Regions from separate parts of the Homo sapiens genome. Here region 1 is linked to region 2. The links are chromatin loops, found by intact Hi-C in ENCODE. Cell type or tissue: adrenal gland. All regions are shown on one strand. Each heading gives the region's core, and the rest is flanking DNA. Links, peaks and the distances in the headings are about the cores only. Region 1 overlaps ABHD8 (abhydrolase domain containing 8). Region 2 overlaps CCDC194 (coiled-coil domain containing 194).

Region 1 (15,914 bases), core at 4,810-12,809, 94 kb before region 2:
TTGGTGAGAATCCTCACCCCATCACACCCTTCACCAGGCAGTTGTACCACCAGCAGCTGGAAGAAGCCCAGATTGCTCCTGGTTAGTCTTCCCAGGGCACATGGAGTCCAGGGAGCCTCCAGGAATCTCCCGGAGAACCCCAGCTCTCAGCCCCACTTTCCTCCCCATCTCAGAATCATCCCTTCCTCCATCTCCCTTGACTTCCAGGCCCAGAGTTTTCAGGGCACAGCCTAGAACTGGCTGCAGCCCTGCGGACGGGCTGTATTCCAGATGTCCAGGCAGATGAAGACGCGCTGGCCCAGCAGTTTGAGCAGCCAGATCCTGCCAGGAGGTGGCGGGAGGGGGTCGTGAAGTCTAGCTTCACCTATCTGCTGCTGGACCCCAGGTACTCAGGGCAGGAAAGCCCCAGAAATAGAAACTAGAAAATTTGGGGATTGGTTTTTATTTGCTGTGTGCCCTTAAGAAAGGGACTGGCCCTAGAATCATCAGCTGCTTCTTCTTCTTTTTTTTTATTTTTTTAAGACGGAGTTTCACTCTTGTTGCCAAGGCAGGAGTACAATGGTGCCGTCTCGGCTCACTGCAACCTCCACCTCCCAGGTTCAAACAATCCTCTTGTCTCAGCCTCTCAAGTAGCTGGGATTACAAGCACCTGCCACCACGCCCGACTAATTTTTGTATTTTTAGTAGAGACGAGGTTTCACCATGTTGGCCAGGCTGGTCTCGAACTCCTGACCTCAGGTAATCCACCCACCCTGGCCTCCCAAAATGCTGGGACTACAGGTGTGAGCCACCGCACCGGCCTCTTTTTTTTTTTTTTTTTTTGAGGCGGAGTCTCACTGTTTCGCCCAGGCTGGAATGTAGTAGCGCAATCTTGGCTCACTGCAACCTCCGCCTCCTGGGTTCAAGTGATTCTTGTGCCTCAGCCTCCCAAGTAGTTGGGATTACAGGCATGTGCCACCATGCCTGGCTAATTTTTTTTGTAATTTTAGTAGATATGGAGTTTCACCATGTTGGCCAGGCTGGTCTTGAGCTCCCAGCCTCAAGTGATCCTCCTGCCTTGGCCTCCCAAAGTGTTGGCATTACAGGCATGAGCCCCGGCTGGCCATGGTGGCTCACGCCTGTAATACCAGCACTTTGGGAGGCTGAGGTGGGCGGATCACCTGAGGTCAGCAGTTAGAGACCAGCGTGTTCAACGTGGAGAAACCCCATTTCTACTAAAAATACAAAATTAGCCAGGTGTGTTGGTGCATGCCTGTAATCCCAGCTATTCAGGAGGCTGAGGCAGGAGAATCACTTGAACCCAGGAGGTGGAGATTGCAGTGAACTGAGATTGTGCCATTGCACTCCAGCCTGGGGAACAAGAGTGAAACTCTGTCTCAAAAAAAAAAAAAAAGAAAGCTGCTGAATGTCTTTGGGGAGCCGCTGACTCTCTCTGATCCTGTAATCAGGAGTCACTAGACATGGGTTCAAGATATGTTGTGACTTTAAGGACTGCCTCTGGGGACCACTGTATCCACTTTTCCCTGTCTGAGCTATCCCCTTCATCCAGGGAGACTCAGGACCTGCCAGCCCGAGCCTTCTCACTGACCCCAGCTGAGCGCCTTCAGACTTTCATCCGTGCCATCTTCTACGTGGGCAAAGGGACGAGGGCCCGGCCATATGTCCACCTCTGGGAGGCCCTTGGTCACCATGGGCGGTCAAGAAAACAGGTGTGAGGACAGGGATCAGGGTTCAGCGAGGGCAGTCGGGCCATGGGCAGGGGAGGGTATTGGGGGTGCTGACTCCTGATTCTGCCCTAGCCCCACCAGGCCTGCCCCAAGGTGCGTCAGATCTTGGACATCTGGGCCAGTGGTTGCGGTGTTGTGTCCCTACATTGCTTCCAGCACGTGGTCGCTGTGGAGGCTTATACACGGGAGGCGTGTATTGTGGAAGCCCTAGGTGGGTGCCTGGTACCTAGAATGGGGGTCATATGAAAGGCATTTGGCTTCCCAGTTCCCTCATTTTTTTCCTTCTGAGGGGTGTTCATTTGTTGACTGAGCAATTATTGAGCACCAACTTTGAACCTGCACATGCATGTATTTTGCTCCATTGGTTTATCCCCACTCAAGGGCAATACACATTGGGTTTGCTGTCACATACTTTTTTGTGTGTGTGTGAGACTCTGTCGCCCAGGCTGGAGTGTGGTGGCGTGATCCCGACTCACTGCAGCCTCTGCCTCCCAGGTTCAAGTGATTCTTGTGCCTCAGCCTCCCCAGTAGCTGAGATTACAGGCACATATCACCATACTGTGCCAAGCTAATTTTTGTATTTTTTAGTAAAGACAGGGTTTCACCATGTTGGCCAGGCTGGTCTCGAACTCCTGGCTTCATGTGATCTACCCAAAGTGTTGGGATTACAGGCGTGAGCCACCATACCCAGCCGCCTGCTGTCACACACTTCTGCTGGATGGGGAGGTGTCCCCATGGCTGCCCCTGTGACCCCACATCCAATTTCTCCAGGGATCCAGACGCTCACCAACCAGAAGCAAGGGCACTGCTATGGAGTGGTGGCAGGCTGGCCACCTGCTCGTCGCCGGCGCTTGGGGGTGCACCTGCTGCACCGTGCCCTCCTTGTCTTCCTGGCTGAAGGCGAGCGACAGCTTCATCCCCAGGACATCCAGGCCCGGGGCTGAGTGCTGGGGAGTTGGCCATCCAGCCTGGGGAGAAATGTTTGAATGTTCCAGCTGCCCCATGCTGACAGCAGCCCCCATCTCTGGTTTCAGAAGGGGTGTGTGTGTGTGTGTGTGTGTGTGTGTGTGTGTGTGTGTGTGTTTGTGTGTGTGTGTGTGTGTGTAGGGAGCACCCAGGCAGATCTCCCCCAGGCTGAGAGAGGACTTTGTTACAGATGGTACTGCTGGAGAGGTAGTAAGTAGTGAGCTCCCCATCGTGGGAGGAGGACAAGAAGGGAAGCAGAAGGTGCTTTGGAACAGTCCGGTGCTTCTGTAAGAGGCGTTTGAACCTGGGCAACTCCACCTGGAATAGGAGCTGGGTAAAATGAGGCTGAAACCTACTGGGCTGCATTCCCAGATGGTTAAAGCATTCTAAGTCACGGGATCAGGTAGGAGGTCAGCACAAGATAACGGGTCATAAAGAACCTGCTGATAAAACAGGTTGCAGTAAAGAAGCCGGCCAAAACCCACCAATACCAAGATGGCGACAAGAGTGACCTCTGGTCGTCCTCATTGCTACACTCCCACCAGCGCCATGACAGTTTACAAATGCCATGGCTGGCCAGGCGCGGTGGCTCACGCCTGTAATCCTAGCATTTTGGGAGGCCAAGGAGGGCAGATCACCTAAGGTCAGGAGTTCAAGACCAGCGTGGCCAACGTGGCGAAACCCTATCTCTACTAAAAATACCAAAATTAGCTGGGCATGGTGGCGCGTGCCTGTAATCCCAGCTACTAGGGGGGCTGAGGCAGGAGGATCGCTTGAACCCAGGAGGTGGAGGTTGCAGTGAGCTGAGATTGTACCATTGCACTCCAGCCTGGGCAACAGAGCGAGAGTCTGTCTCAAACAAACAAACAAAAAAACAAATGCCACATCAACATCAGGACGTTAACCTTTAGACCCTATATGGTCTAAAAAGGGGAGGCATGAATAATCCACCCCTTGTTTAGCATATCATCAAGAAATAACCATAAAAATGGGCAACCAGCAGCCCTGCCCTGTCTATGGAGTAGCCATTCTTTTATTCCTTTAGTTTCTTAATAAATTTGCTTTCACTGTACTCTATGAACTCGCCCTGGATTCTTTCTAGCGTGAGATTGGAGAACCCTCTCTTGGGGTCTGGATCGGGCCTTTCTGGTAACACTTTGGCAGCTTGGTGCTGTCAAAATGGATGGAGCCTGCCAGGCGCGGTGGCTCACGCCTGTAATCCCAGCACTTTGGGAGGCTGAGGCAGGTGGATCACAAGGTCAGGAGATTGAGACCGTCCTGGCTAACATGGTGAAACCCCGTCTCTACTAAAAATACAAAAAATTAGACAGGCATGGTTGCAGGCGGCTATAATCCCAGCTACTCGGGAAGCTGAGGCAGGAGAATGGCATGAACCTGGGAGGTGGAGCTTGCAGTGAGCCGAGATTGTGCCACTGCACTCCAGCCTGGGCAACAGAGCGAGACTCTGTCTCAAAAAATAAATAAAATAAAATGGATAGAGGCTGCTTTTACCGCCCAGACATGGGACACCCACATGGCGGGTTGGACTGGGGGATCCTCAGCTGCACTCAGGATATCTACCCAGCTCAAGAGCCAAGTTCACTGCTACCCAGCCGTGAGACCTCTGATCAGTATTTTATCTGCCTGAGCATCAGTTTCCTTGGTTGTACAGTGGAGGCAGTAAAGAGGTCCTACTCCAGGGGATCATTGTAAGGTCATGTTGGGGCTGGGTGTCACGCTTGTAATCCCAGCACTTTGGGAGGCTGAGGCGGGAGCATAGCATGAGCCCAGGAGTTTGAGACCAGCCTGGGCAACATAGCAAGACTCTATCTCTACGAAAAGTAAAAACATTAGGCGGATCTGGTGGGTGGGCCTGTGGTCCTAGCTGCTTGGGAGCCTGAGGTGGGAAGATTGCTTGAGCCTGGGAGTTGGAGGCTTCAAGGAGCTACCATCACAGCACTGCACTCCAGCCTGGGCGATATCAAGATCCTGTCTCTTAAAAAAACTATAAAAATTTAAAAATAAGGTCATGTGAGCAAAGTGTGTGGCTCAGAGCCCAAAGTGTGTGGCAGTGCAGCCCAGGCGAGAACTTGCTGGAGGAAGGGGAGGTGTGGGGGCCCTCAAGGGGCCGCCTGTGTGATGAGGCGTGAGCAGGGCTGGGACCCTCCTCAGGATCATTGTGCAACCCCAGCCTCCCCTGTTGCTTCTGGGAACCTGTTTATCCACTATAAAATGGGATTATTGGCCGGGCTCGGTGGCTCACGCCTGTAATCCCAGCACTTTGGGAGGCCGAGGCAGGCAGATCACCTGAGTTCGGGAGTTCGAGACCAGCCTGACCAACATGGAGAAACCCCATCTCTATTAAAAATACAAAAATTAGCTGGGCGTGGTGGCGCATGCCTGTAATCTCAGCTACTTGGGAGGCTGAGGCAGGAGAATTGCTTGAACCCGGGAGGCGGAGGTTGCAGTGAGCCAAGATCAAGCCATTGCAGTCCAGCCTGGGTAACAAGAGCAAAACTCCGTCTCAAAAAAAGGGAGGGATCATTAATAATAACCCGGCAGGGCGTGGTGGCTCACGCCTGTAATCCCGGCACTTTGGGAGGCCGAGGCGGGTGGATCACCTGAGGTCAGGAGTTCAAGACCAGCCTGACCAACATGGTGAAACCCTGTCTCTACTACATACAAAACATGAGCCGGGTGTGGTGGTGAGCACCTGTGATTCCAGCTACTTGGGAGGCTGAGGCAGGAGAATCACTTGAACCCGGGAGGCGAAGGTTGCAGAAAACTGAGATCGCGCCACTGTACCCCAGCCTGGGCGACAGTGAGACTCCGTCTCAAATAATAATAATAATAATAATAATAATAATAATAATAATAATAATAATAATAAATAACCCGACTTCCAGCGATGCTATGCGACTTCAGACCATTCATGTGCAAAGGTCTTAAGTAAATACCAAGCCGCCATCCTGGTGAGATGTCAGCGGTCTGGTTTCGGGCGGGCGGGGGTCGGGGGGGGGTCGAGGGCATTTAAGCTTCTGGAAGTCGCTTCTGCAAAGGGCCCGGTGCATTTAGGGACTTGGGAGAGATCCGCTGCCTCATTGGTTTCAGGACCTGCCGGTCATCACGGCGGTTTAGCCAACCAGGTCCCCCAGGGGGCGGGCTGTGACCTGGGCCGAGTTTCCACCCACCTCGCCACTGCTTAGCCACCGGCTGCTCCTCGGGGAATGGCTGGTATTGTGATTAGGGGTCCAGTCTCTGGAGTGGGTTTGGGCTCGACCACTTGTAATCGAGCTGAAGAAACCGCTCTCTGAGCTTCACTTTCCTCCAGTGTAAAACAGGGGCCAGGCACCGTGGCTCACGCCTGTACTCCCAGAACTTTGGGAGGCCGAAGCGAGTGGATCACCTGAGGTCAGGAGTTCAAGATCAGCCTGGCCAACACAGTGAAACACTGTCTCTACTAAAAATACAAAAATTAGCCGGGCGCGGTGGCGGGTGTCTGTAATCTCAGCTACTCGGGAGGCTGAGGCAGGAGAATCGCTTGAACCCAGGAGGCTGAGGCTGCAGTGAACCGAGATTGTGCCACTGCACTCCAGCCTGGGTAACAGAGCAAGACACTGTCTCAGAAAAAAAAAAAAAAGTGTGAAACAGGGATGCCTCCCAGTTGCCAAATCTAATAATAAAGCCACAGGTGTTATGACACTGTGCCATCGCCCCAGAATACACAAACAGGACATTGGTAAAGAACCTAGAGCCCCCAGAAGAGATGGGATTTGTCTAACACAGGGTTTCCCAATCTTGGCCCTAATGACATTTGGGGTTGGCTTATTCTTTGCTGTGGGGTCTGTCCCTTGCATTTCAGGGTGATGAGCAGCGTTCCTGGCCTCCATCCACTAGAAGTCAGCAACACCCATGCACCCCCAAACATGGCGATCAAAAATGTCTCCAGAAGTTGCCAATGGACACAATTGCCCCCCTGGCTAAACTAAGGATGGAGCTCACAAACCGGTGGGGAAAGGACAGAACCGAGGGAAAGATTTCCTCCCTCCTCCTGTAATACACAGAAACCACAGATAGGACCAGATATACATGGACCAGAATAAAATGTAGGTGAGGTGCGGTGGATCACGCCTGTAACCCCAGCACTTTGGGAGGCCGAGGCGGGTGGATCACGAGGTCAGGAGTTCCAAGACCAGTCTGGCCAAGATGGTGAAACCCCGTCTCTACTAAAAATACAAAAATTAGCTGGGCGTAGTGGCAGGAGCCTGTAATCCCAGCTACTCCAGTGGCTGAGGCAGGAAAATTTCCTGAACCCGGGGGGCGGAGGTTGCAGTGAGCCGAGATCGTGCCACTGCACTCCAGCCTGGGCGACAGAGTGAGACTCTGTCTCAAAAAACAAACAAACAAACAAACAAAAACAAAACCAAAACCCAACTAAAAGACAGATTTGGTGGTTTCAAAAGAAAAGTCTTCTTGACAAAGGTGGCCCTAAACCAAGCTGAAAGATATAACACGGGAATAGTAAAAGGTCCTGACTTGCTGGGTGGGGTTGGATGAGTCGAATTCAATGAACCAGTGGGTGGCAGGCATTCAACACACAGCCTGGAAAACAGTGGGCACTCAATTATGGCAGCTCTAATTCCATGCAACACCCACTGATCTTCACCTAAACCTCGGTTGGATCTCTTCCGGCCAGGGAAGGGCTCATCTCGTTTTTTTTTGAGAAGGAGTATCGCCTTGTTGCGCAGGCTGGAGTGCAGTGGTACGATCTCAGCTGACCGCAACCTCCACTTCCTGGGTTCAAGCGATTCTCCTGCCTCAGGCTCCCCGAGTAGCTGGGACCACAGGCGCGTGCCACCATTCCTGGCTTGTCTTTGTTTTTTGTTGTTGTTGTTGTTGTTGTTTGTTTGTTTGTTTTAGATGGAGTCTCGCTCTGTCACCCAGGCTGGAGTGCAGTGGCACGATCTCGGCTCACTGTAATTTCCGCCTCCCGGGTTCACGCCATTCTTCTGCCACAGCCTCCCGAGTAGCTGGGACTACAGGCGCCCGCCACCACGCCCAGCTAATTTTTTGTATTTTTTACTAGAGACGGGGTTTCACTGTGTTAGCCAGGATGGTCTCGATCTCCTGACCTCGTGATCCCCCCACCTCTGCCTCCCAAAGTGCTGGGATTACAGGCGTGAACCACCGCGCCTGGCCTGTCTGCATTTTTAAATAGAGACGGGGTTTCACCATTTTGGCCAGGCTGTTCTCGAACTCCTGACCTCAGGCGATACTCCTCGGCCTCCCAAAGTGCTGGGATTACAGGCGTGAGTCACCACGTCCGGCCGGGGTCACCTCTTGATAAGTTGCCTCCTGCCCTGGGGGATACTGTCCAAGGAGCCTCAGCCTTCTGAGGTACGAGGGGAAATTCAGGAAGCTAACGTGGACACCAGACATTGTCGAAGTCGATCCTGAGCGCGAGGCACCAGCCTGAGCCCAGTCTGCAGATGGGAAAACTGAGGCTCCAGGCGGCGAACACCCTGCCCTGTGGTCACCCAGCACAGGTCCGGAGACTCCGATTGTCACTTCTGTTTATTGAGTTACAAGTTGAGATGTGCAGGTTCGGTGGCGCCAGCCCCCCCATCCCCCCCCCTTGGGCAAAAATAGCTCCCAGCGCCGAGGAATGGGGGGTAGGAAGGGTCTCGGATAACGGGATGGGGCCTCGAGGGTCCCTGTGGGGCTCGTGGGTCCCAGGATCAAGCACGGCTGACACGGAAGACAGCGGGGTGGGGGGCCTGCCTTGGCCGTGGCGTTGGGGGGAAGGTGAGGGAGAGCTTCTGTACAAGGTCATCTTCCGTGAGGGTCCCGGCTGCGGCCCCAAAACGCCGATGGGCCCCGCGGGACGGAAGCGGAGAGCGGAATGTCCGCTGGGCTCCCTCGGATGCCACGCCCCGCCCAGGCAGCCTGGGGGCGTCTCCCTGACCTGGCCCCGCCCACCGGAGCGAACGGCCCGCCCAGGTGGTCTGCGCTGCAGACCTGGCGCAGGCTCGGGCCTCCTCCTGCTGCGGCTGTGCTCACCAAGCGATGCCCCGCCGGCCCAGCGGCTACTTCTTGTCTTCTGGAGGCGCCGGCAGTGGCTCCGGTAGAGCCTTGGGCGAGGGCTCGGGCTCCCAGAGCAGGAATTCGTGGAGCAGCGTGTTGACCGTCTCAGGGCATTCCAGCATCACCATGTGGCTGCCCTCGTCGATGAGCTTCAGGAATGCCAGGAGCAGGATCTGCAGAAGACGCAGGGCTCAAGGTAGGCGGGGGCAAGAGGGTGGAGAGAGGCCAGGCTTCCCTGGGACTCCGCCATACACACATGGCCCACAGCATCCAAAAGTCCCTCCTCCCATCTACCCTGCATCTCTCCACTTCCACTCAAGGGGGAGCTGGAGGATGGCCTGTAGCCCTGCTGGAACCCAACTAGTATTCAGGCATCCAGCATTTATTAAGTGTCTACAGTATGCCAGGAGAAGGATTTTCTTCTTTTTTTCTTTTCTTTCTTTTTTTTTTTTTTTGAGACAGAGTCTTGCTCTGTCACCCAGGCTGGAGTGCAGTGGCGTAATCTCGGCTCACTCCAACCTCTGCCTCCCGGCTTCAAGCGATTCTCTTGCCTCAGCCTCCCAAGTAGCTGGGATTACAGGCACGCGCCACTACACCCGGCTAATTTTTTGTATTTTTAGTAGAGACGGGGTTTCGCCATGTTTGTCAGGCTGATCTCCAACTCCTGACCTCAGGCGATCTGCCCGCCTCGGTCTCCCAAAGTGCTGGGATTACAGGAGTGAGCCACCGCGCCCGGCCTGGAGGAGGATTTTGTCAACTTCAACTCTACCAACATTAGGAGCTGGATCATTCTTTGCTGGGGGGGCGGGGGTGGGCGGGGAAGGGGCGGGTAGCTGGGGTGGGGGCTGCTATCCTGTGCATTTGTAGGGTGTTGAGCAGCATCCCTGGCCTCCACCCACTAGATGCCAGTAGTACCCCCTCCCCCTCAGTCGTGACACCTAAAAATGTCTCCATGCATTTCCACGTGTTCCTTGGGGGCAGAATCCTCCTTAGTTAAGAACCACCAGTCCAGTTATACTTTAATGGTTTTTGTTTTTTTTTTTTTTTCTTTAAGAAACGGGGTCTTGCTCTGTCGCCCAGGCTGGAGTGCAGTGGTGCGAGCATGGCTCACCACAGCCTTGAACTCCTGGGTTCAAGCGATCCGCCCCACTCAGCCTCCCAAGTTGCAGCGATTATTGGCGTGAACCACCTCGCCGGGCTAGTATCCAGGGCTATTCTAAGTGCTAAGGATCCCCAGACCCTTTCTAATCTGAACTCGCTAATTAGAGTTTCTAATCTAAAGATCCCCTGGTGCCGGTCTTCTAGAATTATATAGGTCACCGGTCTCATACAAATCCTCCGCTGTGAGGAGAGCCTTCTTACAGCGGTGGGGACAGTGCGTAATTGCTAACACCTGTCCAGGGCAGCCCTGCTTTCTAGATTCTACTTCTGATGCTAGACCTAATGCTCCTGTTTGCCTGGGGTCAGAACAAGATACAGCAACTAGAGGCCACGCCCACCCGGCAGCCACGCCCCCTCGGGAAGAAAGCACGCCCACCAAGCGCTACCACGCCCCCCGCAGAGGCCACGCCCCTCCCGGGCAGCACCCTGGGGATTTGTAGCTGTGGCGCCCCAGGTGCCCGCCTCTACCTCGGCCATGCGCTGGTCTTCCTCCACCGGCACAAACTTATCGTGCATGCCGTGGACAAGCAGGACGGGCACGGTGAGCTCGGCGTGGTAGACCTCGTCGCCCTCGGGCCAGTACTGGCCGCTCATCATGGCCCGGAGTACGAAGGATGACACGTTGAAAGCGTTGCCCTCCTTTAACAGCTGCTTCTCCTTGGCTCCTTGGCGGGCGAAGCCGGCCCTGGTGGTGGTGGAGGCACCGCTAGAGCCCCTTATGCCAGCCCGACTGCCGTGGGGTGCCCCCGATGCCAGCCCTAGTCCCAGCGGTACAGTCCCCCCTCCCATCCAACTCGAGCAGATGCCTGGGTTCGCCAGGGCCAGGATCACGGTCTTTGGGGTGGGGACACTCACTTGAGGAAGCTCCAGGCCAGGCAGGGCGACAAGCAGTGCAGGACGCAGGTGGGCATGTTGAAGATTGAGCAGAAGCTGGGCTCCAGCGCCGTAGGGCCCCCGCCATTGATCATGATCACCTTGTGCACTAGGTCTGGGTACTCATGTGCCAGGAATGTGCAGAAAGAGACACTGCCCGGAACGGGTGGGGTGATAGGAGGATTGAAGGGAGGCGGTCAGCAGGATACAAGCAGTGACCATTTTGTTTTGCTTTGTTTTTGTTTTTGTTTGAGACAGTTTTACTCTGTCCCCCAGGCTGGAATGCAGTGGCTCCATCTTGGCTCACTGCAACCTCTGCCTCCCAGGTTCAAGCGATTCTCCTGCCTCAGTCTCCCGAGTAGCTGAGATTGCAGGCGCACACCACCACACCCAGGTAATTTTTTTTTTTTTTTTTTTTTTTTTTGAGACGGAGTCTCGCTCTGTCGCCCAGGCCGGACTGCGGACTGCAGTGGCGCAATCTCGGCTCACTGCAAGCTCCGCTTCCCGGGTTCACGCCATTCTCCTGCCTCAGCCTCCCGAGTAGCTGGGACTACAGGCGCCCGCCACCGCGCCCGGCTAATTTTTTGTATTTTTAGTAGAGATGGGGTTTCACCATGTTGGTCGGGCTGGTCTCAAATTCCTGACCTCAAGTGATCCATCCGCCTCGGCCTCCCAAAGTGCTGGGATTACAGGCCTGAGCCACTGCGCCTGGCCTGGTTTGTTTTTGTTTTTGAGATGGAGTCTCATTCTGTTGCCCAGGTTGGAGTACAGTGATGCAATCTCAGCTCACTGCAACCTCTGCCTCCTGGGTTCAACTGATTCTCCTTCCTCAGCCTCCCGAGTAGCTGGGAGTACAGGCATGCACCACCACACCTGGCTAATTTTTGTATTTTTTAGTAGACACAGGGTTTCAGCATGTTGCTCAGGCTGGTCGAGAACTCCTGACCTCAAGTGATCCACCCACCTTGGCTTCCCAAAGTGCGGGGATTACAGGCATGAGCCACTGGGCTGGCCTGTTTTGTTTTTGTTTTTGAGACAAGGTTTCGCTGTCGCCTAGGCTGGAGTGGTGCGGTGGCGTAATCATAGCTCCCTGCAGCCTTGACTTCCTGGGCTCAAGAGATCCTCCCACCTCAGCCTTCTGAATAGCTGGGACTACAGGCATGTGCCACCATGCTCAGCTAATTTTTAAAAATTTTTTTATAAAGACAGGGTCTCCTTATGTTGCCCAGGCTGGTCTTGAACTCCTGGGCTCAAGTGATCCTCTGGCCTTAACCTCCCAAAGTGCTGGGATTATAGGCGTGAGCCGTGACACCCGGCCTGGTGAGGGGGTTCATGTCCTCCCCCTACCCAGAAGGCAGGTCCTTGGAAGCCAAGATTCTTCCCCTGGGGTCCATGGACACCTGAAGGGGTGAGGGATGAGTGCGGCCTCTCAAATACCGTGAAAGTGTGAGTTTGAGTGTTGAGGATGGAACTTATTTTGAAGAGAGAATCTGGATCCAGAAGTTTCACCAGACTTTTTATTTTAATTGTTTAAAATTTTTGTAGAGATGGGGGTCTCACTATGTTGCCCAGGCTGGTCTTGAACTTCTGGGCTCAAGTGATCCTTCCACCTTGGCCTTCCAAAGTGTTAAGATTATAGATATGAGCCACTGTGCCCGGCCCTCATCAGATTCTTCAAGCCACCATGACCCAAAAGCGGTAAGAATTACTCATCAGCAAGTGGTAGGAAAGCAATCTGATTAAACAAATGCTTCCGGCTGCCCAGGGGAGGTCACTGTTTCCTACTATCCCTTCCCTTTCAGGATGTTCTGCCACCTGCCTCTGGGCATGACATATCTGTCTTCCTTATACAAGATGGAAGGCCTGAGAAGCCCCCAAAGCTGAGCTCCTCATTCCTACAAAAGCAGGGGTCAACAAACTATGTACGGCCTGTGGGCTAGTCATTTGCTTTTTTAAATACAGTTTACACTTTTGGAGATTTGAAAAATGTTTCCTAAATAAGGTTTTTTTTTTTTTTTTTGAGATGGAGTCCTGCTCTGTTGCCCACGCTGGAGCACAGTGGCGCGATCTCGGCTCACTGCAACCTCCGCCTCCCGGGTTCAAGTGATTCTCCTGTCTCAGCCTCCCGAGTAGCTGGGATTACAGGCATCTGCCATTATGCCCGGCTAATTTTTGTATTTTTAGTAGAGACGGGGTTTCACCGTGTTAGTCAGGCTGGTCTTGAACTCCCGACCTCAGGTGATCTGCCCACCTTGGCCTCCCAAAGTGCTGGGATTAGAGGCGTGAGCCACCGTGCCTGGCCAAAAAATGTTTCCTAAATAAAGTTTTATCAGAAGTTCCAACAGTGACTGTATGGCCTGCAAACCTAAAATATTCGCTATCCGATCCTTTAAGGAAATGTTTGCCAGCCCCTGCTGTAATGAGGAAAGGATACAGACAGGAGTCAGGCAGACCTGATTGTGTCAGGGACTTCCTGTATGCCTTTGGGCAGGTTGCTTCACCTCTCTGAGCTTCAGCCTCCACATTCCTGAAGTTGTAAATGTGCTGACCTAATAGCACTGTTATGGGGTCATGGGAACTATTGTAGGTGGGTGTTTTTTTTGTTTTTTTGTTTTTTTCTCGAGACAGAGTCTTGCTCTGTCACTCAGGCTGGAGTGCAATGGTGCGATCTCGGCTCACTGCAACCCCCACCTCATGGGTTCGAATGATTATCCTGCCTCAGCCTCCCAAGTAGCTGGGATTATAGGCACCTGCAACCATACCCAGCTACTTTTTGTATTTTTATTAGAGACGGGGTTTCACCATTTTGGCCAGGCTGGTCTTGAACTCCTGACCTTGTGATCCGCCTGCCTCGGCCTCCAAAAGTTCTGGGATTACAGGTGTGAACCACTGTGCCCAGCAGGTGGGTGCTCATTTAATTAGAGGAATCATTTCTCATAAGCATCAACTTTTGAGTATGTTATATAAAGAAATATAAACAAATAAGAGCTGTTACCTCTCAGTCTAGATTCCTTTCTTTTAGATACTTATGTAACTTCTTTGTTTTCTTTTCTTTTTTTTTTTTTTTTACTTTTTAGTTTTTTGTAGAGATGAGATCTTGCTTATGTTGCCCAGGTTGGTCTTGAACTCCTCAGCTATAGCAGTCCTCCCACCTCAGCTTCCCAAAGTGTTGGGATTATAGGTGTAAGCCACCACACCTGGCCACTTATTTATTTTTCTTTTTTCTTTTTTTTTTTTTTTGAGATGGAGTCTCACTCTGTCACCCAGGCTGGAGTGCAGTGGCACAATCTCGGCTCACTGCAAGCTCCACCTCCTGGGTGCACGCCATTCTCCTGCCTCAGCCTCCTGAGTAGCTGGGACTACAGGCGCCTGCCACCATGCCTGGCTAATTTTTTTTTGTATTTTTTAGTAGAGACGGGGTTTCACCGTGTTAGCCAGGATGGTCTTGATCTCCTGACCTCCTGATCCGCCCGCCTCGGCCTCCCAAATTGCTGGGATTACAGGTGTGAGCCACCACGCCTGGCCTTTTTTTCTTGTCTAATTGCATAGGCTAGAATCTCTAAAACAGTGGTGCTCAACTTGCCTGGCTGTTCAATCTTGCCTTTCTTCCTGGATAAAGGAGAGAATGAGGCCACTTGGTAGTGGTCAAGCCCTGGGGACCAAGCCTTCCATGGAGGGGTTCTTGGTAAGTTTTAGGTTGTATTACCTGCCCTTTAAGCAGGAGTGAATTACAGTAACCCATGCCTTTGTAAATGCCTAGAATTTACAGGATTCCGATGAGCGCTTCCTGAATGCACAGTGTTCTCCAGGGCAGTTGATTTTTTAACTTAGTCTAAGGCAGTGGTTCTCAGCTGGGGGTAATTCTGCCCACCAGGGCACGCTTGGCAACTACTGAAGACATTTTTGACTGTCATGATCAACACTAGATTGTGTAGTTGCATCCAGTGGGCAGAAGCCAGGGATGCTACTAAACATCCTATAGCCCCTCACAGAAAAAAAATAACCTGGCCAAACACGATAGTGCTGGGATTGAACAACACTGCTTTTTTTTTTTTTTTTTTTTTTTTGGGCAGAGTCTCACTCTGTTGCTCAGGCTGGAGTGCAGTGGTGTGATCTTGGCTCACTGCAACCTCTGCCTCCCAGGTTCAAGTGATTCTCCTGCCTCACACCCCCGAGTAGCTGGGATTACAGGCACACACCATCATGCCTGGTTAATTTTTTGTACTTTTAGTAGAGATGGGGTTTCACCATGTTGGCCAAACTGGTGTTGAACTCCTGACCTCAAGTGATCTGCCTGCTTTGGCTTCCTAAAGTGCTAGGATTACAGGCGTAAGCCACTGCACCTGGCCTGAGCAACACTGCTTTAGAACAATGTGAAACAATATCAGTGATGACGGAAATCCCTGTCTGATTACATATGCTAATGGGAGTTTTCAGCCTGGTATAGCGGCTCATGCCTGTTACCCCACCACATCGGGAGGCCAAGGAGGGAGGATGGCTTGAGCCCAGGAGTTCAAGACCAGCCTGGGCAACATAATGAGACCCCCCCCCCATTCTCTATATAATTTTTTTTTGAACTTGAAAATTGGCCTGGTGCGTTGGCTCACGCCTGTAATCCCAGCGCTTTGGGAGGCCGAGGAGGGCGAATCACGAGGTCAGGAGATCGAGACCATCCTGGCTAACACGGTGAAACCCCGTCTGTACTAAAAAGACAAAAAATTAGCCAGGCATGGTAGCGGGTGCCTGTAGTCCCAGCTACTAGGGAGGCTGAGGCAGGAGAATGGCATGAACCTGGGAGGTGGAGCTTGCAGTGAGCCAGGATCACGCCACTGCACTCCAGCCTGGGGGACAGAGTGAGACTCCATCTCAAAAAAAAAAAAAAAAAAAAAAATTAAGGCTGAGCACAATGACTCACACCTGTAGTCCTAGCACTTTGGGAGGCTGAGGTGCAAGGATCACTTGAGCCCAGTAGTTAAAGAACATCTTGGGCAACATAGTGAGATGCCATCTCTATTTAAAAGAAAAAAAAATTTTAAAAATGTAAAAATTAAATTGAAAAATGGGATTTTTTTCAAGGAGAAAAATTAGGATTTTTGTTTGCTT
Region 2 (15,914 bases), core at 5,294-13,293:
GGTGGGGCTGGGGGCCCAGAGCCAGGGCACCGGCTGGACCCCTCTGATTAATGCTGGGTGGGGCGCTGGCTGGCTGGTCAGGCATTCCTGGCCTCTTCGAGCCTCGCGTTCGCCTTTACTTGCTGGCGGGTGCTGTTCTCAGTACCTGCTGTGATTAGGTCGCTGAATCATGCCAGGTCTGTTGCTGTCTCCCTTGTGTGGCGGAGGAAACTGAGGCACAGGGAGGAGAAGGGGTTGCCTCGGGGTCTCACGCTGTTAGTTCAGCGAACTTGACTTACCTCAAGACAGGCTGGCTACAGACGTGCACCCACTTCACCAGGGCGGTGCTGATTAAGTGCCACAAAACGTGGGAAATGTGCCAGGCACGGTGGCTCACGCCTATAATCCCAGCACTTTGGGAGGCTGAGGCGGACGGATCACCTGAGGTCAGAAGTTTGAGACCAACCCGGTCACCGTGGTGAAACCCCCCGTCTCTACTAAAAATACAAAACTTAGCCAGGTGTGGTGGTGCTCGCCTGTAATTCCAGCTACCCAGGAGGCTGAGGCAGGAGAATCGCTTGAACCCAGGAGTCGGAGGTTGCGGTGAGCAGAGATCGTGCCATTGCACTCCAGCCTGGGGTATAGAGCAAGACTCTGTTTCAAAAAAAAAAAAAAACAGAAAAAGTGTGAAACTCTTAGCTAGCCTAGGGATGGAGAAGCAGTAGGTGATTAGTAATTGCATAGGAGGGCGTCACGGAGGGCTGAGCCATGGATGGCGGTGGCGCTGGCTCCCCAAGCTCTGTCATTGCCCCCAGTGCCCTGTTCACTTAGATGCTCAGTAAATGCTCCAGGAAACTGCAGCACAAGGAATAATGAACTTGGAGCGGGGAAGAGCTGGCTTTGTCCCGGGAGAGCTCGGGCAAGAGGCCTCGCATGTCTGTGCCTCCCTTTTCCCCTTTGTGAGACGGGGTATACCCAGTGCCTCGTCACTCTGTGGCTGTTGTTATGATTAGGATCATTTCCTGCTGGAGGCACTGCTGGGGGCTCCGTGAGATGGTGAATGACAAGTGGTGGATACGTGGGACTGAGATTCCTCCCCCGACACTCAAAACCCCATGGGCGGCCGGGCATAGTGGCTCACACCTGTAATCTCAGCACTTTGTGAGGCTGAGGCAGGCGGATCACCTGAGGTCAGGAGTGCGAGACCAGCCTGGCCAATATGGTGAAACCCCATCTCCACTAAAAATACAAAAATTAGCCGTGTGTGGTGGCGAGCACCTGTAATCCCAGCTGCTTGGGAAGCTGAGGCAGGAGAACCACTTGAACCCGGGAGGCGGAGGTTGCAGTGAAGCGAGATCGGGCCACTGCACTCCATCCTGGGAGATAAGAGAGAAACTCTGTCTCAAAAACAAAAACAAACAAACCAAAAAAACCACGGGAGTTTTCTGGGGTCGCTGTGGGTCACCCCCCAGTTGGGCCTGGAGGGGATTTGGGGACCCGGAAGCAAAGGATTCTGTGTGTCCTGCCTATCTCCCAGGATCAGGAGCTCCAGGGAAACCCTCCCTGGAGTCCCTTCTTTGTTTGCTCCATGCTGGGTGATGCCAGGGCCCCCCAAGAGGTGTCAGTCCCAACCTCAGCCACAAGCAACTCCCAGTCTTGGGAGACAGACTGGGACAGGTACCCCCCACCCTGTGGAGTCAGGGTGGGCTGGAGGAACAGGAGCAGGGAGCCGGAAAGGAGGCTGGACTCCGGACAGGTGACAATCATGCAATTGCTGTCCTCTGTAGGGCAATGTGAAGGCTGGGGCGTGGGGACCCGTCCCCCCATTAGCCAGGGTAACAGAGTGGGGAGGGGTCGTTGACAGAGCGGAGGGGTACTCCAGGGTGGTGCTCAGTGAGGCGAGTGTAGAGTTGAGAAGAAGGAAGTTCCCAGGGGTGGGCAGGAAACCCATGTCTGACCTTTGACCTTTGCAGCTACCCGGTGGTTCCTGATCCTGATTCCGGACCCTTCCCAGCGGCGTCGTCGGCGGCTGCTAGTGGGGGAAGGAGGGCTGGGGGCTGCCACGGGTGCCCAACCAGCCATTTCTCTGGGTTGGCCAGACCCACCCAGAGCCCCCCAGAGCTGGGCAGGAGGAGAACATCCTCCGTAATGGGGGCAATGTAGTCTGAGTGAACCCAGCATTACAGTTTAGAGTTCTGGAGTTGAGTTCTGACTGTGCCACCTACCAGCTTTGTGGCCTTGGAGAAGTGACTTTCCCTCCCTGGGCCTCAGTTTTCTCCTGTCCGAAGTGGAGATAGCCAGGTGCAGTGGCTCACACCTGTAATCCCAGCAGTTAGGGAGGCAGAGGTGGGAGAATCGTTGGAGCCCACAAGTTCAAGACCCTGTTCTAAAAAAAAAAAAACCCAAAAAACAAAAACAAAACAAAAATCAAGTGAAGACAACATAGCCAGTTTTTTTTGTTTTTTTTTTTTGTTTTTTTTTTTTTTTTTTGAGATGGAGTCTGGCACTGTTCCCCAGGCTGGAGTGCAGTGGCACTATCTTGGCTCACCACAGCCTCTGCCTCCTGGGTTCAAGGGATTCTCCTGCCTCAGCCTCCTGAGTAGCTGGGACTACAGGCACGCGCCAGCATGCCTGGCTAATTTTTTGTATTTTTAGTAGAGACAGGGTTTCACCAGGCTGGTCTCAAACTCCTGACCTCGTGATCCGCCTGCGTCGGCCTCCCAAAGTGCTCGGATTACAGGCGTGAGCTACCTCACCTGGCCAACAACATAGCCAGTTTTGAAGTACTTGACGTCATGCCTGGAACATACTCAGTCTTAATAAATGATGGCCTTTTTTTTTTGAGACAGAGTCTTGCTCTATTGCTCAGGATGGAGTGCAGTGGTGCGATCTCGGCTCACTGCAACCTCTGCCTCCAGAGTTCAAGCAATTCTCCTGCCTCAGCCTCCCAAGTAGCTGGGATTACAGATGTGCAGCACTACTGCTCAGCTAATTTTTGTATTTTTAGTAGAGACGGGGTTCCACCATGTTGACCAGGCTGGTCACAAACTCCTGACCTCAGGTGATCCACCTGCCTTGGACTCCCAAAGTGCTGAGATTACAGAATGAACCACCGCACCGGGCAATGATGGCATTTTTTAAGATGTGAGGGCTGGATCATGCCTGGCCTCTGATGTCAGGCTGAGGAACTCAGACATAGGGGAGGGGCAGTATTCCCAGCTGCCGGTGCCCCAGGCCTGTGAGAGCACTGGGGAAAGGAGAGCATGATGGGGATGAAGTGTGGGTGACCAGGGTCCAGCAGAGGAGCTGAGGCTGGGTGCAGTGTCTGGGCCAATGCCAGTAGATGTGGGTCTTGGTGTACACTTAAGATCTTGGCTGTTCTTCATTGTATATAGAAGATGTTGCATCTATGTATGTATGAATGTGATACCAGTTGACAAGGAAAAATAAAGGCAACCTCAAACTCCCAGAAAACAAAAAGCCCCCCGGACCTGATGGTACTGATGTGCCACAATTTTGAACAGTTGTCACCATGTGAGAAGCAGAGTTTTAAATATACATACCAATGTTATTTGTATCAAGCCCAAAAACAATATTTGGTGTCCTTTTCTAATTTGATCTCACACCTTTAATTTGTAATGTTTCTGTTTTGGATCATTTGTTATATTAGCTGATTTAACTTTGTAACTTTTTGTTTGTTTGTTTTGAGGCAGAGTTTTCTCTTGTCGTCCAGGCTGGCATGCAATGGCATGATCTTGGCTCACTGCAACCTCCACCTCTGGGTTCAAGTGATTCTCCTGCCTCAGCCTCCTGAGTAGCTGGGATTACAGGTGCACACCACCATGCCTAGCTAATTTTTTTTTTTTTTTTGGTATTTTTTAGTACAGATGGGCTTTCGCCATGTTGGCCAGGCTGGTGTCGAACTCCTGACCACAGGTGATCCACCCACCTCATCCTCCCAAATTGCTGGGATTACAGGCGTGAGCCACCACGCCAGGCCTGATTTTTTTTTTTTTTTTTTTTTTTTTTTTTTTTTTTTTTTTTTTAGCAAAAAGGGTAGGCTGGGGGTCGTGGCTCACACCTGTAATCCCAGCACTTTGGGAGGTCGAGGCGGGTAGATCACGAGGTCAGGAGTTCGAGACCAGCCTGGCCAATATGGTGAAACCCCATCTCTACTAAAAATACAAAAATTAGCTAGATATGGTGGCGGATGCCAGTACTCCCAGCTACACGGGAGGCTGAGGCAGAAGAATTGCTTGAACCTGGGAGGTGGAGGTTGCAGTGAGCCCAGATCGTGCCACTGCACTCTAGCCTGGGCTACAGAGTGAGACTCCATCTCAAAAAAAAAAAAAAAAAAAAAGGTAAAGATAGACCTTCCTCTTTTTGCACAGTATTATGTCTTTGAGATTCATTGACTCCTATGGCTGGCTGTTTAGGTTTTCACCAGATACAGTACCATAAAATTATGAATGGACACTTAGATTTTTTCTGAGTTAGTTTTTCAATAAATAAAAGAAGATTTAAAATCAAATTTCCTGGCTGGGTGCGGTGGCTCACATCTGTAATCCAAAGCACTTTGGAAAGCCAAGGCAGGCGGATCACTTGAGTCCAGGAGTTTGAGACCAGCCTGGGCAACATGTTGAAATCCCATCTCTTCAAAAAATACAAAAATTAGCCGGGTGTGGTAGTCCCAGCTACTTGGGAGGCTGAGGCAGAGAATTGCTTGAATCCAGGAGGCACAGGTTGCAGTGAGCCGAGATCACACCACTGCACTCCAGCCTGGGTGACAGAGTGAGACCCGGTCTCAAAAAAAAAAAAAAAAAAAAAAAGAAAGAAAGAAAGAAAGAAAGAAAGAAAGAAAATCAAATTTCCAGAAATGAATGAAATTACTGGGTCTCAAAGTGGGCACATTTTTACATTTTGATAGTTGTCACCAATTTGTCCTTCAAAGAGGTTGTTTTCATTGACATCTTTGCCTGCGATGTCTGAAATCTCCAAACATGGACTTTATGAAAATGTTCTGTTTGTGTCCTTGGCCAGAAAAATCTGGAGGGAGAATGTGAGTGCCTGATCAAGAATCTACATGAAGTCAAATGCATCAGCCCTGATGTGAGTGTTGGGTTTTTTCCTGAAAACAATTTGTCATGTTCACAGGAAATTTTGCACATGAATCCCTTCAAATTCCCTTGGAGGGGCATCAGAAAATCAGGCTTGCTTTTTAAACCCTTTTGTTTTTCTAAACAGAAAACAATTGATTTGGTTTCATTTGTTTGTTTGAGTGGAGAAGGAAAAACTGTCATGAGGAAGTCAACTCTGTGTCACTCCCTGAAAACTGACACTGAAGTCCTCATGGAGACACGAGTTAAAAAAAAACAAAATCACTCAGAACTTCAGGAAGGTCCTTGAGGAAGTGATATTTCTGGTGAAGAAGGATTTCAGTGAAGTTCAGAAAACCTTCCACTATTTTGTTTTTTTTTTTTTGAGACGGAGTGTTGCGCTGTTGCCCAGGCTGGAGTGCAGTGGCACGATCTTGGCTCACTGCAAGCTCCGCCTCCTTCCGGGTTCATGCCATTCTCCTGCTTCAGCCTCTAGAGTAGCTGGGGACTACAGGCTAATTTTTTGTGCCTTTAGTAGAGATGGGGTTTCACCGTGTTAGCCAGGATGGTCTCGATCTCCTGACCTCGTGATCCACCCACCTCGGCCTCCCAAAGTGCTAGGATTACAGGCGTGAGCCCCTGCGCCTGGCTTTTTTTTTTCTTTTTCTTTTTTTGTTTTTTTTGAGACGGAGTCTCGCTCTGTCGCCCAGGCTGGAGTGCAGTGGCGCCATTTCGGCTCACTGCAACCTCTGTCTCCCAGGTTAGAGCAATTCTGGCTCAGCCTCCTAAGTAGATGGGACTACAGGTACACACTACCACCCCCGGCTAATTGTTATATTTTTAATAGAGACTGGGTTTCACCATATTGGACAGACTGGTCTTGAACTCCTGACCTCAAGTGATCCTCCTAACTCAGCCTCCCAAAATGCTGGGATTACAGGCATTAGCCACTGCACCGGGCCAACCCTCCACTTTTATGTCTGTGAGTTTGGTTTTTGGTTAATCGAAGTGAAGTTAAGTTTTGTGCTTTTGGAGGTGACGGAGGCAGCGAAGAGAGTCCCTCTGTGGGGTGGGGGAAACCTGTGCTCTCTGGGACTCTGTGTTCCCTGCTGAAAAACAGGGACCTAGGCTGGGCGTGGTGGCTCACGCCTGTAATCCCAGCACTTTGGGAGGCTGAGGCAGGCAGATCACCTGAGGCCAGGAGTTTGAGACCACCCTGACCAACATGGAGAAACCCCGTCTCTACTAAAAATACAAAACTAGCCAAGTGTCCTGGCGCATGCCTGTAATCCCAGCACTGGGGAGGCTGAGGCAGAAGAATCGCTTAAACCCGGGAGGTGGAGGTTGCAGTGAGCTGAGACTGCGCCATTGCACTCCAGCCTGGGCAACAACAGTGAAACTCGGTGTCATAAATAAATAAATAAATAAAAAGAAAAACAGGGACCTACTTCCTTGCCTGTGACTGGAGGGCTGGAAAGGTCAGGTTGCAACTAGCCCATGTCCCCTCCTGCCAAGGCCACTGTGGGCTTTCCATTTTTGTCCCCTACCCCTGTCCCTCCAGCTATGGGAGGGGAGGTCCAGTGTGGCCACGGATAGGGATTACCCAGGATGGTGCCCTGGAGACAGGGGTAGACAGACAGAGATAACCAGAGACAGAAAGACACTTAAAGAGATGACCAGCAGAGGGCGGGTGCTGTTGCTCACGCCTGTAATCCCAGCACTTTGGGAGGCCGATGCAGGTGAATCACCTGAGGTCAGGAGTTCGAAACCAGCCTGGCCCAACATGGTGAAACCCTGTCTCCACTAAAAATAAAAATATTGGCCAGGCGCAGTGGCTCACACCTGTAATCCCAGCACTTGGAGGCCGAGGCGGGCGGATCATGAGGTCAGGAGTTCAAGACCAGCCTGGCCAACATGGCGAAACCCCATCTCTACTAAAAAAAATACAAAAATTAGCTAGGTGTGGTGGCACGTGCCTGTAATCCCTTGGGAGTCTACTTGGGAGGCTGAGGCAGGAGAATCACTTGAACCCAGGAGGCGGAGGTTGCAGTGAGCCGAGACCACGCCACTGCACTCCAGCCTGGCGACAGAGCGAGACTCCGTCTCAAAAAAAAAAAAAAAAAAAATTAGCCCAGTGTAGTGGCACGTGCCTGTAATTCCAGCTACTTGGGAAGGTGAGGCAGGAGAATCATTTGAACCAGGGAGGTGGAGGTTGCCGTGAGCCGAGATCACGCCACTGCACTCCAGCCTGGGGAACAGAGCAAGATTCCGTCTCAAAAAAAAAAAAAAAAAAAAAAAAGGCTGGGTGCGGTGGCTCAGGCCCATAATCCCAACACTTTGGGAGGCCAAGGCAGGTGGATCACCTGAGGTCAGGGGTTCAAGACCAGCCTGGCCAACATGGTGAAATCCTGTCTCTACTAAAAAAAAAAAAAAAAAAAAAAAAATTTGCTGGCTGTGGTTATGCGCACCTGTAATCCCAGCTACTCAGGAGGCTGAGGCAGGAGAATCACTTAAACTGAGGGGGCGGAGGTTGCAGTGAGCCAAAATCGCACCATTGCACTCTAGCCTAGGCAAAAAGAGCGAAACTCCATCTCAAAAAAAAAAGAAAGAAAGAGAGAGATGATCAACAGAGACCAAGAGGGATCATTAGACAGGTGGAGGCAGGGAGACAGAACAAGGACAGCTCAGTGGCTGGCTCTGTAGGGTGGGAGGCAGGTCTCACTGAGAAGTGCTGTTTGCCTCTCTGGGCATCCAGGGAGCCTCAGTGCAGACCAAGTTCTCAGCCTACCCTCCTCAAGTCACCTCGAATACTCACCGACTCTTGTCTTATGACTTCCCTGGGGTTCAAAGCCTCCAGCCTCAAATTCCCCGCTTCCCAAAATTCTTTGACACTAGTTCTGCCTGTGCCCCTCCTACTTACACATCTGCCATGGCTCCCTATCACCCTCCATCCCCAGAACTGATTTTTTTTTTTTTTGGAGACGGAGTCTCGCTCTGTCGCTCAGGCTGGAGTGCAGTGGCGCGATCTCGGCTCACTGCAACCTCTGCTTCCCGGGTTCAAGCAATTCTCCTGCCTCAGCCTCCGGAATAGCTGGGTTTACAGATGCCCATGACCACACCCAGCTATTTTTTTGTATTTTTAGTAGAGATGGGGTTTCACCATGTTGGCCGGGCTGGTCTCGAACTCCTGATCCCAAGTGATCAGTGCGCCTTGGCCTCCCAAAGTGTTGGGATTACAGGAGTGAGCCACCACGGCTGGCTCAGAACTGATGTTCAGTGGTCCCTCGGGTATGGTCAAGATGGAGCCAGCAGTGGAAATAAATGCATAATGGTGACAATGACTTAGTTCCCATGGACAGCCCTGTGCCCTGCCCTTTACACGGGCCAGTTCTTGGACCACACAGCGCCGTGGTGAGGGGGTCTTGCGTCCCTGGGGTCCTGGCTGGGGCGAGGCCAGTCTCCAGGCTTCCAGCTCTGGCTGACTCCAGAAGGAGGAACCGTTTCCTGCTGGCTTCTGGATTGACGCCAGGGCCGGGGGAGGTGGTCTCAGACCCACCCTGTCCGACTCTCAAACTCTGGGCCCTCAGGAGGCTGCAACTGGATCTGCTGGCTGGGGCGGCCCCTGGTGGCCGTTGGCGGAACACAACAGCTAGATCTCCCCTTCCCGCAGCCTCATTTTCCCCATAGGCAGAGCCTCCAGATGAGCCCCCTCTCAGGTGAAGGTCCTGATCAGGCACCTACAAACCCCAGGTGGATGGGAGGATCGTGAGCAGGACTGGCTAAAGGGGGTGGTGTCAGAGTTCCAAGAGCTTCCAATCCCCTCTCTACACCGGCCTCTTAGGAATTTTTTAAATTTATTTTTATGTACTTAGTTTTTGAGTAACAGGTCTCACTCTGTCACCCAGACTGGAGTGCAGTGGCTACGATCTCAGCTCACTGCAACCTCCACCTCCAGGGTTCAAGCGATTCTCCTGGCACAGCCTCCCGTGTAGCTGGGACTACAGGTGTGCACCACCACGCCCGGCTAATTGTTATTTGTATTTACTTATTTATTTTTTTGAAATGGAGTCTCGCTCTGTTGCCCAGGCTGGAGTGCAGTGGTGCAATCTGGGCTCACTACAACCTCTGCCTCCCAGATTCAAGCGATTCTCCTGCCTCAGCCTCCCAAGTAGCTGGGATTACAGACGCCCACCACCTCGCCCTGCTAATTTTTGTATTTTTAGTAGAGATGGGGTTTCACCATGTTGGCCAGGCTGGTCTTGAACTCTTGACCTCAGATGATCCACCTGCCTCGGACTCCCAAAGTGCTGGGATTACAGGTGTGAGCCACCGTGCCCAGCCTATTCATTTAGTTTTTGAGACAGGGTCTCACTCTGTCGCCCAGGCTGGAGTGCAATGGAGTGATCTTGGCTTACTGCAACCTCTACCCCCAGGGTTCAAGCGATTCTCCTGCCTCAGCCTCCCAAGTAGCTGGGACTACAGGTGCGCACCACCACGCCTGGCTAATTTTTAAACTTTTTGTAAAGATGGTGGTCTCCTTACATTGCTCAGGCTGTTCTCCAACTCCTGGGCTCAAGTGATCCTCCTGCTTCAGCCTCCCAATGTGCTGGGATTATAGACACGAGCCACCACCACACTCAGCCCAGACATTTTTAAAAACAATTTTTAATTTTTAATTTGTAATAAGTGACACATGTGCATGGTTTTTAAAAATGCAATTTTTACAAAAGGTACATAGAGAAATGTGCAAGTATGTCCCCCACCGATTCCCAGACCCCTGGTTCGCTCCCCAGAGGTGGAGGCTGTGACCAGCATCTCCTTCAGAGATATTTGGATAAAAGTCCCCTCCCCAAGCCCTACACACACACACACACACAAAAACGGGGGCCGGGCACAGCGGCTCAGGCCTGTAATCCCAGCACTTTGGGAGGCCAAGGAGGGTGGATCACCCGAGGTTAGCAATTCGAGACCAGCCTGGCCAACATGGTGAAACCCCGTCTTTACTAAAAAACACAAAAAACTAGCTGAGTCTGGTGATGGGCGCCTGTAATTCCAGTTACTCGAGGCTGAGGCAAGAGAATCGTTTGAACCCGAGAGGCGGAGGTTGCAGTGAGCTGAGACTGCGCCATTGCACTCCAGCCTGGGCAACAAAAGCAAGACTCTATCTCAAAAAGAAAAAAAAAGAAAGAAAGAAAGAAAGTACACAACTTATCAATCTCCTGCTTTTCACATTAACATATCTTAGAGAAGATCTGCTTTGGCTGTTTAAATGGTGGTTGCATAGCGTTCCACTGTGGATGGACAGACACTTTTTCTTTTTCTGTCTTTCTTTTCTATTTATTTTTATTTTTTTTGAGACAGAGTCTCACTCTGTCACCCAGGCTGGAGTGCAGTGGTGCGATCTCAGATCACTGCAAGCTCCGCCTCCCAGGTTCATGCCATTCTCCCGCCTCAGCCTCCCAAGTAGCTGGGACTACAGATGCCCACCACCATGCCCGGCTAATTTTTTGTATTTTTAATAGAGAAAGGGTTTCACCGTGTTAGCCAGGATGGTCTCGATCTCCTGACCTCGTGATCCGCCCGCCTCGGCCTCCCAAAGTGCTGGGATTACAGGCGTGAGCCACCCCCGGGCTCTTTTTTTCCTTTTTTTTTTTTTTTTTTTTTTTTGAGACAGGATCTCACTCAGTCACCTAGGCTGGAGTGCAGTGGCATGATCATGGCTCACTGCAGCTTCCACCTCCTGGGCTTAAGTGATCTTCCTGCTTCAGCCTCCCAAGTAGCTGGGACCACAGGTGCATGCCACCAAGCCTGGCTACTTTCTTCTCTTTCTTTCTTTTCTTTTTTGTCTTTCTTTTTTCTTTCTTTCTCTTCTTTCTTTTCTTGAAGGGGTTTTGCTCCAGTCACCCTAGCACGATCTTGGCTCACTGCAGCCTCTGCCTCCCAGGCTCAAGTGATCCTCCCACCTCAGTCTCCGAAGTAGATGGGACCACAGGTGCATGCCACCATGCCCAGCTAATATTTTGTATTTTTGGTAGAGAATGGGTTTCACCATGTTGCCCAGGCTGGTCTCAAACACCTGAGCTCAAGTGATCCACCCGCCTCAGCCTCCCAAAGAATTTTGAAACAATTATTTGTAGAGACAGGGTCTCCCTATGTTGCCCAGACTGGTCTTGAACTTCAGGGCTCAAGAGATCCTCCCGCCTTAGCCTCCCAAAGTATTGGGCTTACAGGCATGAACCACTGTGCCCAGCATGATTTTCTTAATAATTTTTTTATAGCTTTAATTTTTCATGTTTAATTTTTGAGACCGGGTCTTGCTCTGTCACTCAGAGGACTGAAGTGCAGTGGTGTGATCATGGCTCACTGCAAACTTGACGTCCTGGGCTCAAGTGATCCTCCCGCCTCAGCCTCCCAAGTAGCTGGGGCTACAGATGCATGTCACCATGCTCAGCTAATTATTGATATTATTTGTAGAGACAGGTTCTTGCTATGGTGCCCAGGCTGGTCTTGAACTCCTGGGCTCAAGTGATCTTCTTGCTGTGGCCTCCCAAAATGTTGGGATTACAGGCGTGAGCCACCACACCTGGCCAGCTTTGAGTTTGGAGGAGTCAAAGTTATGTGTGAATTTTCAACTGCATGGAGAACTGGTGCCCATAACCTTTGTGTTGTTAAGGAGTTGGAGATTAATCCACCAAATTTTCTGTAAGTCTGAAGTTATGCCAAATATAAAGGTTAAATTTAGATAACAAGCTAAAAATGTTTAAAGGTTAGAAAAACAAGAAAACCCACTAATACATTCATGTGAAATTGAGCAATATAAAATTGTCCATATTTCAATGATTTTTGACCCATATAAACAGCTCTTTCTTGTGATTCAACCTACAGATTCTCTTCCTTTTAGTTGTAGCTTTTATTTTTCTTGTGTAATTGCATTGGCTTGTACTCCCAGAAAAAAAACTACTTGACAGTGGACGTCCTCACCTTGGCACTGATTTTGATGTGTTTTTTCCCCCACAATTTATACATTTCCTCATTTGATCTATTAGTATAGCAATTAACAGACTTGGCAATATTGAACCATTGCTCTGTCTCAGGCATAAGTCACCTTTGTTGCAGTGTAGGTTAAAAACATGGGCTGGGAGCGGTGGCTCACACCTGTAATCCCAGCACTTTGGGAGGCCGGGTGGGCGGATCACCTAAGCTCAGGAGTTCGAGACCAGCCTGGCCAACATGGTGTAACCCCGTCTCTACTAAAAATACAAAAATCAGCTGGGCGTAGTGGTGGGGGCCTGTAATCCCAGCTACCTGGGAGGCTGAGGCAGGAGAATTGCTTGAACCTGGGAGGTGAAGGTTGCAGTGAGCCCAAATTGTGCCACTGCACTCCAGCCTGGGCGACAACAGCAAAACTCCATCTCAAAACCAAACCAAAACAAACATGTTACTTGGTTCTTTTTGTTTAAATTCCATCTGGGAGTTTTGTACCCTTCTCACAGGGTTAGGGATTTGCGGTTTTCCTATTGTGCCACCTTTGTCAGCTTTTGTTGTCAAATCAGCTCCCTATCATGAGTCCAATCACCCATTTTACAGATAGGGTAAACTGAAACCCAAAGAGGGAAAGTGACCCTTTCCGGTTTTTCCTGAGCCAGGGCTAGACCTCCAGTCCTCATATCTGTGGGATGACGGCAACATTGTTGTTAGAGGGGACTTCAAATCCCAGCTAAGCACTAGCTCACTGCATGATCACTTGGGCCTCAGTTTCCCTGTCTGTAGAATAAGCACTTTACATGGTGGGGGAGAGAGGGCTGAGGCACCTTTCTGTGCAGTTTCCGTTCAGGACGTCTCCAGGGTCTAAAGCTGAGTGTCGCATCCAGCGTGGGGGTGCCTCTATACACGTCCCCGCAGACCCCCCCCCCATATGTGTCCTCCAGGCCGACGCCCCCTTCCGGCAGGGGGCCGACTCACCCTCGTGCGCGCCGCGCCGGCCGCCGGCAGCCCCCGGAGGGTCCGGAGCGAGAGCGCGAGCGAGGGCTGGGCCGGGGTCGGGACCCCGAGCGGGGACGCGGCCGGGGCACTCTGCGCTGTGGGCTCATCTCGGCTTCCAGGACGTTACTGCCGGGAAGGGGGAAGGGGGCTGTCAGCCTCTGGACCCCTGTCCCCAGACATCGCCAGCCCTCATCCGCCAGAGCGTCCCTTTGCTGGGAACTCCATCCCCAGAGATCCCCATCTCCCAGGGTTTCCCGCTCCCCAGGATCCGGCATCCGTTCTCGACCCCCAGCCATTCCCGGGACGCCTCCCTAGAGACTCCCAGCTACATCCCCAGAAGCTCTGTCCCCCTACCACCAGCCTCTCCCTCGATACTCCCTTTTCCTTGCTCCCTTCTCTTCCGTTCCCCGTCCCTCTCGGGGCTCCCACCGACGCTGGATCCTGGGGACCTAAGTTTCTAGAATGCCCGCCCCAGCCTGGAATCCCAAGAGAGTCCACTCCCTTCTCCATCCTTAGGTTCCAATTCCAGGATCCCCCTATTAAATCAACAATGCCCCCCCCCCACCACAATTCCACGCCCAAAGTAATGATTGGCCGAAAGAATGCAGCCCTGCGCAAGCATTGGTCGCGCCCTCCCCGTCCATCCGACCCCGCCCTCGGGCCAGCCCCTCACTCACAGGCGTTCGCGCAGCGCCGCCTCCCGGGCCGCACAGGCTTCGCCCTCGGCCTCCGCCACGCCTGCGCGCCGCAGAGCCTCGTCCAGCCGCCGCGTAGACTCCGTGGCCGCCGCCTCCCAGCGCGCCAGGGCCTCTGGGGGCGCAGGGAGCCGGGTCAGGCTGGAGACTCCCGCGCCCACCCGCCCCACGCACGCCGGAATCCAAGTTGATAGTCTGCATGCCGTTTGCACGCTTTCCTTTATTTGAATTAAATTAGTGTGTACCATTGCATGGCTTCCACGTGCCATTTGCATAGCTTTTCATAGGTTTGCATTGCTTTCGTGAGTCGTTTACAAGGAGTTTGCATGTTTTGTGGCATTTGCCTTGTTTTTGTGACATTTGCATGGCCTCTGCATGTTGTTTGCATTCTTTTCATAAGTTTTTGCGTTTATATCCGTGTTATTTGCATTACGTTTGCAACTGTGCTTGTTTGGATAACTAGGATTCACCTAGGCTCCTCCCACTTCTATCCCTGCCCACTCCCTTACACCCCAACGCACCTGTCAGCGCCCCGTTCTCGGCCCCCATCTGGGTCCCCTGTGCCTTGGCTTCGTCCATCTCAATCTTCAGTGTCGTTAGTTGGGTCTGAAGCCGGCTCTGAGGAGTGGAGGGGAAGTGGGAGGGGGTGTAGGCAGAGGAGAGGAGGAGTGATTCGGCCTGGCCCTTTTGGGGACAGTGAGAAGCCACCTGCGACCCTGTGTCCTGAGCTTTGTGTGGAATGTCCTTTGGGGCCTTGTAGTTGTAAAATACAGAAGTGGCTTCTGAAGCCTGGGGCACCGAGTGGTGACAGCTGCCTGCCTGGAGGGAGATCTCTGCCCAGGTCCAACGCCACCAACCCTAAGCCACCAGAAAGTGGAGAGTGCTGAGCTCTGCGGTCAGATTCAAGTTCCACTTTCAGCTCCATCTGGGACTAGCTGATGGGATTTCAAACCAACAAAGTTAGCCGGGCGTCGTGGCTCACGCCTGTAATCTCAGCACTTTGGGAGACCGAGGCAGGCGGATCACTTGAGGCCAGGAGTTCGAGACTAGCCTGGCCAACATGGTGAAAACCCATCTCTACTTAAAAAAAAAAAAAAAATAGCAGTGTGTGGTGGTGGGCGCCTGTAATCCCAGCTCCTCAGGAGGCTGAGACAGGAGAATCGCTTGAACCTGGGAGGTGGAGGTTGCAGTGAGCTATTGTGCCACTGCACTCCAGCCTGGACAAAAGAGCATGACTCCGTCTCAGAACAAACAAACCCAGCAACAACAAAAACCAACACAGGGCAATTTGATGGTTGACAATGATTGAATTTTTGGGGTATGTGTCGGTTGCCTGTGTAGGACATTCTGCAAAACGACTGGTTCGGCTTCCTCAGTGCGTCTTACAGCAAGGGGGCAGAGCCAGAACCTGTACTTGGAGTAGGATCCTCTTAACCTCGACTGCCCCAGTCCCTTCTCTTGGTCCAGGGGGCAGAAAAGGGGTAGGGGTTTATTTGGATTTATTTATTTATTTTGAGATGGGGTCTTGCTCTGTCGCCCAGGCGGGAGTGCAGTGGTGGGATCTCAGCTCACTGCAACCTCCGCCTGGGATTACAAGCATGCGCCATCACACCTGGCTAATTTTTGTATTTTTAGTAGAGACGGGTTTTCACCACATTGGCCAGGCTGGTCTCGAACTCTTGACCTCAACTGATACACTCGCCCTGGCTTCCAAAAGTGCTAGGATTACAGGCGTGAGCCACTGCGCCCGGCCCCATTTTGATTTTTAATATTCAGATGCTGCACTACCTCGGCTGGGCTGGGAGGTTGGGGTGGAATGGGGGGTGTGCACAGAGGTATACAGTAGTCACTCCATAAATGGAAATGGCTGGGATTTTAAGGACAGTTCTTTTGGCAGGCTCAGGGCTGGAAAAGGTTAAGAAAAAGTCTGAAGGGTTAGTCAGAGGAAAAGGAGGACCCAGCAGGTACCTCCCCCAAGAGGCCAACTTTAGCCTCCTAATTACAGGTGACATGTATGTCCCTCTCTCAAAATAGGGCTGCTGGAAACTGGCTGGAGTGGGGCTGAGTTGGCACATGGAGGAGGGCCTCCAGTGGTCTGGCGTTTCTCCAGACACCATTTATCTGGCAAATAGCAAAGGACAGTGAGACTTTTTTTTTTTTT

The links. A loop is a pair of places that touch in the nucleus more often than their neighbours do. Peaks named below come from ENCODE experiments on the same cell type or tissue, not always from the same donor. Only the 100,000 strongest peaks of a DNase experiment are listed, where the experiment ranks them.
Region 1: it touches region 2 in a loop (2.8-fold over the local background); 71 of 110 quality-filtered maps call a loop at or near these places.

What each region holds. Positions count from the first base shown.
Region 1 is chr19:17,283,882-17,299,795 of GRCh38, forward strand. ABHD8 (abhydrolase domain containing 8) reads right to left here. Exons shown (of 5, transcript NM_024527.5): 3 at 10,794-10,964; 4 at 10,407-10,623; 5 at 8,250-8,950. The coding sequence ends at 8,780. ANKLE1 (ankyrin repeat and LEM domain containing 1) reads left to right here. Exons shown (of 9, transcript NM_152363.6): 5 at 1-81; 6 at 208-385; 7 at 1,550-1,709; 8 at 1,800-1,938; 9 at 2,499-3,765. The coding sequence ends at 2,671. It also overlaps a transcript of MRPL34 not described here. Among named protein-coding and RNA genes, the nearest start is that of ANKLE1, 9.9 kb to the left of the region's middle. RefSeq lists a silencer at 8,545-8,724 and enhancers at 8,795-8,884, 10,024-10,572, 10,573-11,121. In adrenal gland, for the core only: a CTCF peak has its summit at 9,086; DNase peaks (open chromatin) are centred at 5,825, 8,829 and 12,581; H3K4me3 peaks cover 864 bases; H3K27ac peaks cover 2,918 bases.
Region 2 is chr19:17,377,476-17,393,389 of GRCh38, forward strand. CCDC194 (coiled-coil domain containing 194) reads right to left here. Exons shown (of 4, transcript NM_001395222.1): 2 at 14,275-14,371; 3 at 13,736-13,868; 4 at 9,721-13,184. The coding sequence ends at 13,034. It overlaps LOC105372298 (a long non-coding RNA gene), which reads right to left and starts at 2,297. Exons shown (of 3, transcript XR_936362.3): 1 at 2,205-2,297; 2 at 1,938-2,011; 3 at 1,315-1,355. RefSeq lists an enhancer at 1,685-2,573 and silencers at 13,605-13,844, 13,855-14,044. In adrenal gland, for the core only: CTCF peaks have their summits at 6,753 (motif pointing right) and 8,701 (motif pointing left); a DNase peak (open chromatin) is centred at 8,698; H3K4me3 peaks cover 1,051 bases; H3K27ac peaks cover 1,019 bases.